Linked DNA regions of Homo sapiens: region 2 is linked to region 1. Evidence: chromatin contacts called from ENCODE POLR2A ChIA-PET data. All regions are on one chromosome and are shown on one strand. Each heading gives the region's core, a stretch centred on a gene start or an enhancer-like site at or near the end of the contact. The rest is flanking DNA. Distances are from core to core; before and after follow the strand shown. Region 1 overlaps LOC107985869 (a long non-coding RNA gene). Region 2 overlaps ATL2 (atlastin GTPase 2).

Region 1 (7,098 bases), core at 2,975-5,474:
GTGGAGTGCTTCTTTCCCTTTCGATGCCTTTCTGCTTTGGCCAAAGAATGGAGAAGTCTTTTGTAAGGGAAGACTGGTAGCTTCTACCCACTGATGGCACTGACCTGTGACCCAGAGAGCAAGGATTAAAAATGTAGAAATAGGCATATGATTTCTCAGAGAAAGTTGCTTAAAGCTTAAGCCATGGGGTTAGACTTTTTCCTGCCCTGTGGATTTATGGCCTCACATGTGGATGGGAGAAATGCAACAGCAGGTCACCACTGGGTGAACCAGCAACCTCTGCTGTGGGCTGCAACTACTTACCCTCTCAAGGATGCAAATGAGGTTACTCCCTTGTGTAATCATGTTTTCACTCCAACCCATTGCCTCCTTGGTGGGCTTAGAGGAATTCCTTCACTGATACAGACAACCTCAAAGCTGACCAGGATTGTTTTCAGGGATTTTACAAGTAGGGGAGAAGAGCTCAGAGGTAGGGATTTCAGTTTCCATTGTTAATTCAACATCCTTTCTTCCTGGAAGTGGAATCAATTACATATTCTCTAGCAGAATCAACTCTTTTTTTAAATAGCAGGTGATAAGGATCTAGGGACCATTCTAAGGGATTTCTCTTTTCCATGATCAAATTCTTTAGAAACCATGAATTCTTCTGACAGTCTGTTATTTCACAAAGGGACTTTCTAAAAATTGGCCTACGTTGGTAGCAGATTTGCACTATTGTCAAAAACTACCCCCATGTGCTGTGCTTAACTGTTTGGGTCCTAATCCAAGCTCTACCACTCCTATCTGTGACTTCGGGTAAATTACTTAACCTCCCTAGGCCTCAGAATAACAATATCTACCTACATGCACCTGAATCTCTTAGAACAATGCAGCAGACAGTGAGTGCTTAAACTAACCTTGGCCATGATGACAATGGTGGTGGTGGTGGAGATGATGTGCTAGGTGCTTGACTAGTCTCTTTAGATATAAGCGAATCCTCACAAGTATCCATTTCCCTTTTACAGATGAAAGAGCAAGTCTCAGAGGGAATAATCAGCCCAAGGCCATAAAGTTAATAGGTGGCAGGGCAGGCATTCAAGCCCTGGTCTTTCTAATCCGGCCTGGAGCTCTTTATTGCACCACCAGGTTACTGGCCCCAGACATCAGCAATATGCATTAGGAAAGTTCTTTATAATTTAGAATCATTTCACAAACATTACTTGTCATTGTTTAGCCTTTCCTTGAATCTATAGGTTTTGATTACCAGCATCACAATGAACAGATGAGAACATGCGTTCAGATAGGATGAAGCTGGCTTGAGTTTACCCACCTAACAAGTGTGGACAGGGACCTGGCTCAGCCTAGGTTACTCCGCCTGTGGAATGAATGCTTTCTATAGTCCACCATGGCTTTCAGTGTCCAATCTGAATTCCTTTCCTTGTCCATCAAGACTGCCATCTGTTCCCTCAATGCATGCTTTGGTTTTTCATTAAAACTCCGATCAGGAGTCCCTTCTCAGCTGGTCAGCTCACCAGGTGTTCTACTTGGATCCTCTGCCCTTGCTATGCTGTTTTCACCATGGTCTTGACAAGTTTTTCTTCATAACTGACCTTCAAGGAAGATCCTGTGACTGCCTAGGTCACGGGGCTGAGATTTGACCCAGCTGGATGCAGAGACCCTCCAAGCACTTCCCTACACTGCTGTGTTCTCAGAATCACTGCTCCCTTAGCCCTGATGAAGGAACCTTTAGAAGGCCTGCTTAGTGGCTCTGAGCTCTCTACAGGAGAAAAGACCATTTCTGAGATAACCAGTATTTGACTGAAGTAGCAGTGGTTCTTAACAAGAGCTCCTTAAAGTTGTCTTCAAAGTAAGCCAATAAGCAGACACAGCTGTTGGTGAGAACAGGTATAATGCATAAGTGTCTCAGTTCTGAAGAAAACAGGTGGTTTACATGACTAGCTTAGAAAAGAGTGGACTGGGTTGTATTTGAATGTTGAAATTACAAAGTCAAGAGACTATACCCTGTATCATAGAAGGGCAATACATTTTTATTGAGGATAGTTATCAAATCTTTATTGAGTACCATCTAAATGTTGTAAACTCTGCACTGGGCACCATGGATATAGTAGTGAATAAGACGGACAAAATCCCTGTCCTTGTGAAGCTACATCCTACTAGAAGAGCTAGACTAAAAATAAATGCATAATATTATATTTGATAGTAATAAATACTATTCTCCAGAAAAATAAAATGTGGTAAGGAGATAGAGATTGAGTGTGTGTCAGGGGTAGGTATCATGGTGACTGTTTTTATAGGAAATGGAAGTATCTCTGGGGAGATGATTTTAAAGGTAAGAAGGAGCTGGCAATGCAGAGATCTGGGGGAAAACATTCTGGATTGCAGGCGTAGTAAGAGGAAATCTCCTGAGCGGAAAGGAACTGGGTGTGTTCATTAAATAGCAAGAAGTCATTCTATATGTTAAGTTCCCTTAAGAAAGTAGTGTAATTTCTCTGACTCTCATTTTCCTTACCTACATAAAACTCAGATGTCAACTGTGGCCTCTTCCGCTCTCAAATTAGGGAAATATTGCACTAATGCATCTCCCCAACCATCACCCTCACTACAATCCTGTAGCCAATAAAAGTCTGGCTGGGCGAGGTGACTAGCGCCTGTAATCCTAGCACTTTGAGAAGCCCAAGCAGGCAGATCACTTGAGGTCAGGGGTTCGAGACCAGCCTGGTGAATGTGGTGAAGCCCTGTCTCTACTAAAAATACAAAAATCAGCTGGGAGTGGTGGTGCGCACCTGTAATCCCAGCTGCTCGAGAGGCTGAGGAAGGACAATTGTTTGAACCCGGGAGGCAGGTGAAGGTTGCAGTGAGCTAAGATCGCACCACTGCACTCTAGCCTGGTGACAGGGTGAGACTCCGTCTCAAAAAAAAAAAAAAAAAAAAAAGGCCCAAACCCCTGCCTCTCAAAGATTTCCCAGTTCCCGATCCCATATATACAGTTTTGTCTCTTGAGGCTTTGACTGCAATGGGAAACCCAGACCCTTTTATAAGAACCACAGAAACCCCCTCCTAGGACTTGTGTGCATAGCAGATGAGCTGAAGATTTGGGGCTGAAGAGAGACCTGAGAGGAAAACAGCCAACCTGTACAGGAGGTACAGGGCTGACGGCTCCCATACAGCAGTGCTAGGAATTCTTTGGCTCTTTCTCAGGGCTAGCCTCTAACTTTCTGGCTCCCTCTCCTCTTCTTTTATTTCTCTCACCTTTTCCTTCCAATAACAAAACAACAACTTTTTCTCTTTTCTCCTGCCCCCATCTCTTTTGACATCACAAAATCTCAACCACCCCCAAAATATCTTTCAAAGTATTTTCTTGAACAAATACAGTGGCAACCCTCAACATAATTCTGGAGCCAGTTTTAGTAAAAGGTATTTTTCACATCTTTGCATTTCAATTGCAGGCAATTATATTGGCTTTTTTGGGTTATTGGAAGGATGACACAACTCTGTACTGGGCACCATGGATACAGTAGTGAATAAGACGGATAAAATCCCTGTCCTTGTGAAGCTTCATCCTACTAGAAGAGCTAGACTAAAAATAAATGCATAATATTATATTTGGTAGTAGTAAATACTATTCTCCAGAAAAATAAAATGTGGTAAGGAGATAGAGACAGGAGATGGACAAGCTTTAGTGGCATTACTGGCATACAGTAAATATTTGATTAACAGAGGTGAGGATAAGTGTGGTGACTGCAGTGGTAGTGGTTCTTATCAACCCACTACTTGTTTGAGGCCAGACAATTTTGCAGCTTAACTTAGAGGAGCTAAAGATATGAAGAACTAAGAAAGTTCTTGCCACAAAGAGGGAAACAGAATATTGCAGGTACACTGAAAGGCAAAATGAAACAAAACAAACACAAAATTCTGGAGACTGGAGGTAGGTCAAAGAGAATGGAGAAGAAAAGTGATAGATGCAAAGCTATGAAACAAAAATTTAAATAAGCTTTATAAGAATTCAGACCTAAGTCTGAAACCTGGTGGGTGAATGGCACTTACGATCTTTCCTGCACTGTGGAATACAAATTTGCAGAATGCAGTTGAAAGAGCACAAAATGACTTCTGGTTAAGGATCACGGTGTATAGGCATTAATTCTTACCCTCCCCTTCTTGAAAAATCTCAAACTAAAAACAGAAAAATATTTTAGTTGCCAATGAAATAAGGATACGACTGCAATCTTAAACCACAAACTATGTAGCAAACCTGCCAAATGCTGTGAAATCTGGACCAAAATGAGGAAGAACACTAAAAACTAACAACATATCCTCAGACCTTGGGCAAGAGGGACATTTCCCCAAAAGAAAGTGAGATTACCCTGAAATGCCATCCAGTGATTCTTCAAGGGAGGTAAGATCCAGGGGTACTGGGGCCATGGCAGAAGAGGACTCTTCCTTTAGGCTCAACTTGATACCACAGAACATGGCAGGCAGAAAAGCAGAGGAACCAGAGTGGTACCCGATTTTTATCCAATATTCATTCTCCTTGCTGTGGGAATGACCAAGGCAGAGAAAGTGGAGGAAAATTGCATTTTCCAAATTACCAACCTTTCCAATGACAAAAATTGCGGTGTGATATACAGTTCCAGAATAAGGAAAAGAGTAGATTTGGTGAGAGGCTATAGGAGGCAATATACTGTGTTCAAGTTTACTAACATCCCTCACTACTCCCCTTCCTCCATGGATGATTTTTCAGCAAGTATACAAGATGAATGACAATCTGAAAGAACCATCCCACAGACATGCTTTGAAATGAGAGAGAAAATAAAGAAGAAAGGAATGTAGGACAAAGATAAAGAACTACAAAAGAAATCATCTAAGAAAACAAAGAGTTTGGGTAGAGTTCCCCATAATCTCAAAGAAATTATAGGAGATAAGTGTAAATAAAAAATATTACAGAAAAAAAAAGCCATACTACAGCCAGGCGCAGTGGCTCATGCCTGTAATCCCAGCACTTTGGGAGGCCAAGGCGGGTGGATCACAAGATCTGGAGTTCGAGACCATCCTGACCAACATGGTGAAACGCCGTCTCTACTAAAAATACAAAAAATGAGCCGGGCATGGTGGCGTGTGCCTGTAGTCCCAGCTACTCGAGAGGCTGAGGCAGGTGAATTGCTTGAATCCAGGTGGCGGAGGTTACAGTGAGCCCAGATCGTGCCACTGCACTCCAGCCTGGCGACAGAGCAAGACTCCGTCAAAAAAAAAAAAAAAAAAGCCATACTACAAGCAACCGAAATTAGAATAAACCTAACTTAAAACAGACAGTACTTTTAATCATTCATTCATTCATTCGTTCATTCATTCATTTAACTAATTAGTGAATACCCCCTCCATGGCTGGAGTGCTTCTAGATGCTGGGAACTTAGCAGTGTCCAAGACAACATCTCTGCCTTCATGGAGCTTACAACCTAGGGTGGATGGGGGATAGTAAAAAGTAAAGAATAAATTTTGATAGTGCTATTAAAAAAAGTAAAACAGAACAACATAATAGAGTATGAAAGGTACTGGGTGACCATGAAAGTCTCTCTCACTGCAGGATATTTTATCTGAAACCTGTATAACATCATGAAAGATTCAGGCCTGCAAATATCTGGAGAGACATTCTATATACATATTATCATAAAAAAAAGATTATAAGGAAAAAGACATGAATGATAGGTAAGGAATATTCAACAAATATATAATTGGTGTTTGCAAAGAAGAAATGAACAAAAGAAACAGAAAATATGTTCAAGAAATAGGAAAAACAATCCCAGAACAAATGCTTAAATCTGCAGTGAGAGAATAATGCTCTAATGAAAACTTACTTGAGTGACCAATACCAGTACATAAAAATAATATGGATAACCAGCCCTGAATCTAGGCTGGTCTCATGGCTTGCTTTGACCCATAGCATGTGGTGAAAATTATTTCATGGCAGCCCTGAGCTTACAGCCCGAAGAGGCCTTGCATACTTTCACTCCCTTTCTCACAGCCCTGCTACCATTTTGTGAACAAGCCTGGGCCATCCTGCTGGAGTATGAGAGATCGCAGGGCCAAGTCACCCCCACTGTCCCTGCCAAGAGATAATCAACTACCACATGAGTGAGGTGATTCTAGGCCAGTCAAGCTCCAGTTGACCCATGTCCTAACTCATTCACCCAAGATCAGCCAAGCCATATCAGCAGGACCACCCCTACAGACCTGCAGGTCTGCAGCAATGATTAATGGTGTTTGTTTTCAGCCACAGTGTTTTGGGGGTGATTTATAAGTCAACACAAGCTAAGTATGATGAATGTCTAAATGTTTTTCACAATCTTTTTCTTGGCTTTAGAGAGATGTTAGAAAATAAAGTCTTCTGTGAAGAAAAATTTACCTGAAATCCAGCGTATCCAATTATATTTTAGTTTCTTTTTCTTCTGTTAAAGGAAACTTACATTTAATACCTTTTATTTAAAATCACATTTCATATGTCTAATGGCTGCTTTTATTATAAAAATGGATTCTATTTCATCAAAATTCTACCTTTTTATTTTCTAAACTGTATGGATGTATAAACAGATGTGCAGGACAATTTTTATCCAATGTTAATAGCTGCTCTTTCATTGGCAGCAAGAGTTTGTATAATTTTTCTGTTGCTCTTTGTAGTTTTCTGTGTGGCTTGAATTTATTGTAATGGGCATGTATCAACTTTGTAAAAACAGTTGAGTCATTCTTTTAAAAGAGCTCGACAGACAGAAAGGAAGTGCTCAGAAAAGGCTGCGTGCATGTTGAAAGGATGTAAGAGCAACATGGGATCCTGGATTGGCTCCTGTGTCAGAAAATGGACATTAGTGGAAAAACTTGCAAAATTTGAATAAGATCTTTGATTATTAGTATTGGGTTAATGTTAAAGCAGATTTGATCATTGTACTGTGGTGGGTCATGAAAGATGCTCATAATAGAAGTTGAGTGAAGGGTGAGAGGGAACTCTCTATACTATTTTGGCAACTGAGTCTAAAATTATTTCAAAATATAGTTGAAAAGAAGGGATAAGACTGTACTTAATTGTATAAATAAAAAGTCCCACTTTGATCT
Region 2 (6,980 bases), core at 1,146-3,645, 600 kb after region 1:
AGCACATATATTTAAATATAAGTAAATGTGTAACTCACTGTTTCCTATTCACCAACTCCAACAATTCTCAGGACACCTACTATCCAATCTGTCATGAATTACGAGGAAGACCTCCCATCCTACCTACTTCACACTGGTAACTAGAGAGCAAGGCACTATACTAGACAGAAGTATAATTCAATAATAACAGTCTTTACTCTTAACGGTTCTAACACAAAAAGTATAAAAGGATACTGTAAAATAAAGGAAATGCTATTTGAGTACAAAAGTAGCCCTTTTTGGATTATCTAAACTAGGGTTATCAATAAAGACATTCTGAAGACGGCTGCACCTCTTAAGCCCTGAGGATCAGATTAAGGCTAACTTTAAAAATGTAGTCTAGGCCGGGCACAGTGGCTCACGCCTGTAATCCCAGCACTTTGGGAGGCCAAGGCAGGCAGATCATGAGGTCAGGAGTTGGAGACCAGCCTGACCAACATGGTGAAACCCTGTCTCTACTAAAAATACAAAAATTACCCGGGCGTGGTGGCGGATGCCTGTAATACCAGCTACTCAGGAGGCTGAGGCAGAAGAATCACTTGAACCCGGGAGGCAGAGGTTGCAGTGAGCCGAGATTGTACCACTGCACTCCAGCCTGGGCAACAGAGTGAGACTCCATCTCAAAAAATAAAATAAAATAAAATAAAAATAAAAGTATAGTCTGAGAATGTTGGACATCAACCCTGAGGAATACCACTGACAATTTCAGAGCAGAGGAGAGAGAGTCAAAGCTGTGTTGCAGAGATAAACTCAAAGTGATGAGTAAGAAGTGTAATGCGCAAATCAGATATAAGGCAATTTCAAGAGCCCGAATATAAAGTGAGAAGCCCAAAGTCAAGAGGTGACAGTAAAAATGGAAGAGCTAGTTCTTAAACATCATTCTCTGTGGCCTTAGGCCAAATTATTCCATATTTGTTATATGAAACACTCACTTTTCTTACATGCCTTATAAAACGACAATGTACTACATTCCTATTTCCGGAAGTATTTTTAGTACAATGACTCTAAGAGCTCCAAGATTTTGTAGCACACGGATCAAGAATTAATCGAAAACACAGAAGGTTTCCTTGACTCAGGCATATAGTTTAAGAATTCTCTTTTAGGCTCAAAAAATAACTTTGTTGGCTAGGCACAGTGGCTTGCGCCTGTAATCCCAGCACTTTGGGAGGCTGAGGCGGGTGGATCACGAGGTCAGGAGATTGAGACCATCCTGGCTAACACGGTGAAACTCCGTCTCTACTAAAAATACAAAAAATTAGCCATGCGTGGTGGCACACGCCTGTAGTCCCAGCTACTAGGGAGGCTGAGGCAGGAGAATGGCGTGAACCCGGGAGGCGGAGCTTGCAGTGAGCTGAGATCACGCCACTGCACTCCAGCCTGGGGTACAGAGCGAGACTCCGTCTCAAAAAAAAAAAAAAATTACTTTAAGAGTTGTAAAGTATCAAGCCATAAAAGAACTCTGAAATTTGGGATAGCCAGTTAGCAAGGGAATCATACACACACACACACACACACACACACACACAAATACACACACACACACACACACAAATACACACACACACAAATTTAGAATATTTAAATTTAGAATAGACACTTAGATCGAATAGGGCTACTATGACAAATTTCAAAAAGCTTTAAGCCAATACTCTGGAAATTTAGACACTAAGTTCCATTCTGCCACATCTCTCTACCTCAGATGACTGTTACAGCAGCAGTTTAAAAAAAGAGAAGGCCGGGCACAGTGGCTCACACCTGTAATCCCAGCACTTTGGGAGGCCGAGGCAGGCAGAACACCTGAGGTCAGGAGTTCAAGGCCAGCCTTGGCAACATGGTGAAACCCTGTCTCTACTAAAAATACAAAAAATTGGCCAGGAGCAGTGACTCACACCTGTAATCTTAGCACTTTCGGAGGCCAAGGTGGGTGAATCACGAGGTCAGGAGTTCGAGACCAGCCTGCCCAACATAGTGAAACCCCATCTCTACTAAAAATACAAAAAAATTAGCCAGGCGTGAGGGCGGGTACCTGTAGTCCCTTGGGAGTAGCTACTTGGGAGGCTGAGGCAGGAGAATCACTTGAACCCTGGAAGCAGAGGTTGTAGTGAGCAGAGATCATTCCTGGGTGACAGAATGAGACTCCATCTCAAAAAGAAAAAAATTCGCCAGGTGTGGTGGTGTGTACCTAAAATCCCAGTTACTCGGGAGGCTGAGGCAGGAGAATGGTTTGAATCTGGGAAGCAGAGGTTGCAGTGAGCCAAGATCGCGCCATTGCACTCCAGCCTGGGCGACAAGAGCTAAACTCTGTCTCAAAAAAAAAGAGGTAAGTATTCACTCAAATTCCAGACTTGGCTCAATACAGACAAAATTCCTACTACAAGAGCAGCCGTGAAAAGAAGGGAATGGTGCCAAAAGGAGACAAATAAACACCCCTCCAACTAGATAAAATGTGACTAATTTGAAAAAAAAAAAAAAAACAAAGATAAAGTCAGAGCTTCGCACTATACTCTCCTTTTGTCCCCTCTTAGTTTGGCAATTTGAGGGTACATGACAGGATTCCTTGTAGTAAATAAACACACACGCTCAAAAACAGGATGAAGGAAGGAGATGTTAGCACAGTTTTTAAGTTGCATTTTGAGCTCCTCAGATAATTTTTCCAGGAATTATCCAGTTACTTAAACCAATTATTTGCTCTATTTGGCTACAGGAAAATAGCCCCATTCCTTTTTTTATTAAACATACTCTAATACCATTTGGTCTTTCAGTTGCCTCTATCTAATTGCTTTTAAGTATTTTTTAAGCATCTCTTTTAGATTGAAAATTCTCAGAAATCAGGGTCAAATGTTTAAATTATGTCATAAAAAGTTACCAAAATACTGCCTATCTTTTTTATCTTCAAACCAGTGGCATAGCCTACACTTTGCTCTCTAAGATCTACCCATTCTTCAAAGCACGACAAAGCCTCCCTCTTCCATGAAGTATTCCTCAACAACTCTAGCACACGGCAATTTCTACTTCAGAACATATAAGCTTAACGATAAACTTAACTCACAAATATGCATAAAGTCTCTATGATCTACGTGAAAGCTTAGAACAAGCATCTGTCTACATTATTTTTTGTAGGTATTCACTATAAGCAGCTCAAAAGCCCTTTTATAAGGTAGGTACACAGTATGTCAACTAAAACTATCAAGGGAAAAAAGCTAATTATTTGTCTAAGTATGGTCCTCTATTTGCCTGTCCCATTCCGGCCTCTAGTCCCAAAAGAAAACTAACCCCAGCCCCTTCATGTCCTACCCTCAAGAGAAGAGATGATAACTTTGTGCACTTAGTACATGCCAAACACTTTAAGACATTATCTTTATTACTATTATTATTTTTTTTAGCAACAGAGTCTCACTATGTCGCCCAGGCTCAGCTCCATCCTGCAGCCTCAGCCTCCCAAAGTGCTGGGATTAAAGGCACGAGCCACCGCACACAGCCAAGACATTATCTTTTAATCTTAGAACTTTTCAGGTAGGTTTTTTTTTAGGTTTTAAGAAACTAAAACTTATTTGTAGAGATCTGAACCTAGCTTCTAAGCTTGCTTTTCTTCTACCACGCTACTAGGCACTGAAACAGATGCCCACTCTCCGACAATAAAAAGAGATACGAATAAACAATCAATATATGATTAACAATTTAAGGCCGGGCGCGGTGGCTCATGCCTATAATCTCAGCACTTTGGGAGGCCAAGGCGGGCAGATCACGAGGTCAGGAGATCGAGAACATCCTGGCTAACACGGTGAAACCCCGTCTCTATTAAAAATACAAAAAAAAATTAGCCGGGCATGGTGGCGGGCGCCTGTAGTCCCAGTTACTACAGAGGCTGAGGCAGGAGAATACCATGAACCCGGAAGGCGGAGCTTGCAGTGAGCCACTGCACTCCAGCCCGGGGAACAGAGCAAGAATCCATCTCAAAAAAAAAAAAAAAAAAAAAACCGCCCATTTAAAACAACTTTTTTTTTTTTTTTGAGACGGAGTTTCACTCTTTTCACCCAGGCTGGAGTGCAATGGCGCGATCTCGGCTCACTGCCACCTCCGCCTCCAGGGTTCAAGTGATTCTCCAGCCTCAGCCTCTGGAGTAGCTGGGATTACAGGCGCTTGCCACCATGCCCAGCTAATTTTTGTATTTTTAGTAGAGATGGGGTTTCACCATGTTGTCCGGGCTGGTCTCGAACTTCTGACCTCAGGTGATCCTCCCACCTTGGCCTCCTAAAGTGCTGGGATTACAAACGTAAACCACCACGCCCGGCCTAAAACAACTTTTTTTTTTTTTTGAGGAGTCTCGCTCTCTCTCCCAGTCTGGAGTGCAGTGGCGCAATCTCGGCTCACTGCAAGCTCCACCTTCCGGGTTCACACCATTCTCCTGCCTCAGGCTCCCCAACAGCTGGGACTACAGGCGCCTGCCACCACGCCCGGCTAATTTTTTGTATTTTTAGTAGAGATGGGGTTTCACTGTGTTAGCCAGGATGGCCTCTATCTCCTGACCTCATGATCCACCCACCTCAGCCTCCCAAAGTGCTGGCATTACAGGCGTAAGCCACCGCACCTGGACTCTAAAATAAGGACTTTTTTTTTTTTTTTTTAATTTGAGACGGAGTTTCACTCTTGTTGCCCAGGCTGGAGCGCAATGGTGCAATCTCAGTTCACCTCAACCTCCACCTCCCAGGTTCAAGCGATTCTCCTGCCTCAGCCTCCCTAGTAGCTGGGATTACAGGCATGTGCCACCACGCCCGGCTAATTTTGTATTTTTAGTAGAGGCGGGGTTTCTCCATGTTGGTCAGGCTGGTCTCGAACTCCCCACCTCAGGTGATCCGCCCGCCTTGGCCTCCCAAAGTGCTGGGATTACAGGCATGAGCCACTGCACCCAGCCATAACAACTTTTTAAAAGCACTCCAATAGCATGCCTAAAGACTAAGACTACCACTAATAAGTTCAAAAAAATTGCCAATTTATTTAAGAAAAACATGAAAGAAACCAACACACACAATTCTCACCAAAAAAATACAAAATTAAAAAGCAAATATGAAAAATAATTTCCTGCATGCAAACAGGCTTTTACAAAACAATAAAAGAAATACTGGGAAATGCTCAAAAAATATTAAAAAGCAATTAATAAAAAGAAGTCAGAGCTGGGCACAGTAACTAACGCCTGTAATCCCAGCACTGAGAGGTGGAGGTTGGAGGATCGCTTAACCCCAGGAGTTCGAGACTAGCCTGGGCAACATAGTGATACCTCATCTCTAAAAAAGTAAATAAACTAATTCACATTTTCAATTTCCATATCACTATTCCAACATCAACTACAATCAAAAAATTGCAAATTAAACTGTAATATGCCCATTTTTACCTATATGTTGGCATTTATTTTTAATTAACACCCACTGTGAACAAAGATACTTGCAAACAAGCACAAACCTAACCCTGATGAATAAATGGGTAAAACCTTTCTGAATGGATCTAGCTTTTTCTTGAAAATGTACATGTCAGGCCAGGTGCAGTGCCTCACACCTGTAATCCCAGCACTTTGGGAGGCCAAGGTGGGTGGATCACCTGAGGTCAGGAGTTCAAGACCAGCCTGACCAACATAGTGAAACCCCCATCTCTACTAAAAATACAAAATTAGCTGGGCGTGGTGGCACATGCCTGTAATCCCAGCTACTTGGGAGGCAGAGGCACGAGAATCAGTTGAACTCAGAAGGTAGAGTGAGCCGAGACTGCTCTACTGCACTCCAGCCTGGGCGACAGAGTAAGACTCTGTCTCAAAGAAAAAATAAATAAATTTTTTTAGTAGAGACGGGGTTTCACTATGTTGGTCAGGCTGGTCTCGAACTCCTGACTTTGTCATCCACCCGCCTTAGCCTCCCAAAGTGCTGGGATTACAGTCGTGAGCCACCATGCTCGGCCAATTTTTTTTTTTTAATTAGCCAGGCATGGTGGCACACACCTGTAAGTCCCAGCTACTCAGGAGACTAAGGCAGGAGGTTCACTTGAGCCCAGAAGGTGGAGGCTGCATATTTGAGACCCTATCTCAAAAATAAGTACATAAATAAAAAATAAAAATTAAAGTGCTGATAAAAAGAAAACAGCAATTTATGAAGATGCTATTAATAGCCATCTTGAAAAAATTCTAAGAACAGGGGTGTTTTCCCGTCAAAACTCCTCTCGGATTTGTCATTAAAAAAAATCAAAGCCGGGCGCGGTGGCTCACGCCAGTAATCCCAGCACTTTGGGAAGCCGAGGCAGGTGGATCACGAGGTCAGGAGATTGAGACCATCCTGGCTAACACGGTGAAACCCCGTCTCTACTAAAAAAAATACAAAAAATTAGCCGGGCGAGGTGGCGGGCGCCTGTAGTCCCAGGTACTCGGGAGGCTCAGGCAGAAGAATGGCGTGAACCCCGGGGGGCGGAGCCTGCAGTGAGCCGAGATCCCGCCACTGCACTCCAACCTGGGCGACAGCGAGACTCCGTCAAAAAAAAAAAAAAAAAAAAAGAAAGAAAATCAAGACCGGGCGGTCGCTCACACCTGTAATCCCAGCACTTTGGGGGCCGAGGTGGGTGGATCACCTGAGGTCAGGAGTTTGAAACCAGCCTGGTCTGTCTCTACTAAAAATACAAAAATTAGCCGGGCACGGTGGCGGGCACCTGTAATCTCAGCTGCTCGGGAGGCTAAGGCAAGAGAATCACTTGAACCTGGGAGGCGGAGGTTACAGTGAGCCAAGATCGCGCCACTGCGCTCCAGCCTGGGAGACAGAGTGAGACTCTGTCCCAAAAAAAAAAAAAAAAAAAAAAAAAAAAAAAAAATCAACCCAGCCAGCACAGTGGCTCATGCCTGTAATCCCAGCACTTTGGGAGCCCAAGGCGGGCGGATCACTTGTGGTCAGAAGTTTGAGACCAGCCTG

Evidence for each region. ChIA-PET counts read pairs that join two places held with the same protein, here RNA polymerase II (POLR2A).
Region 2: POLR2A ChIA-PET joins it to region 1 with 13 read pairs in WTC11. The contact joins two enhancer-like sites. POLR2A ChIA-PET finds 5 or more read pairs at or near these places in 4 of 52 experiments (MCF 10A, WTC11, activated CD4-positive, alpha-beta T cell and 1 more).

The regions. Positions count from the first base shown.
Region 1 is chr2:37,758,152-37,765,249 of GRCh38, forward strand. The region is part of intron 2 of LOC107985869 (a long non-coding RNA gene); the gene reads left to right. Among named protein-coding and RNA genes, the nearest start is that of CDC42EP3, 90 kb to the left of the region's middle. Within about 2 kb of position 4,225, at least 2 of the 41 ENCODE cell types and tissues checked have a DNase peak (open chromatin) inside an H3K27ac peak, as active enhancers do.
Region 2 is chr2:38,363,601-38,370,580 of GRCh38, forward strand. The region is part of intron 1 of ATL2 (atlastin GTPase 2); the gene reads right to left. Among named protein-coding and RNA genes, the nearest start is that of ATL2, 10 kb to the right of the region's middle. Within about 2 kb of position 2,396, at least 2 of the 41 ENCODE cell types and tissues checked have a DNase peak (open chromatin) inside an H3K27ac peak, as active enhancers do.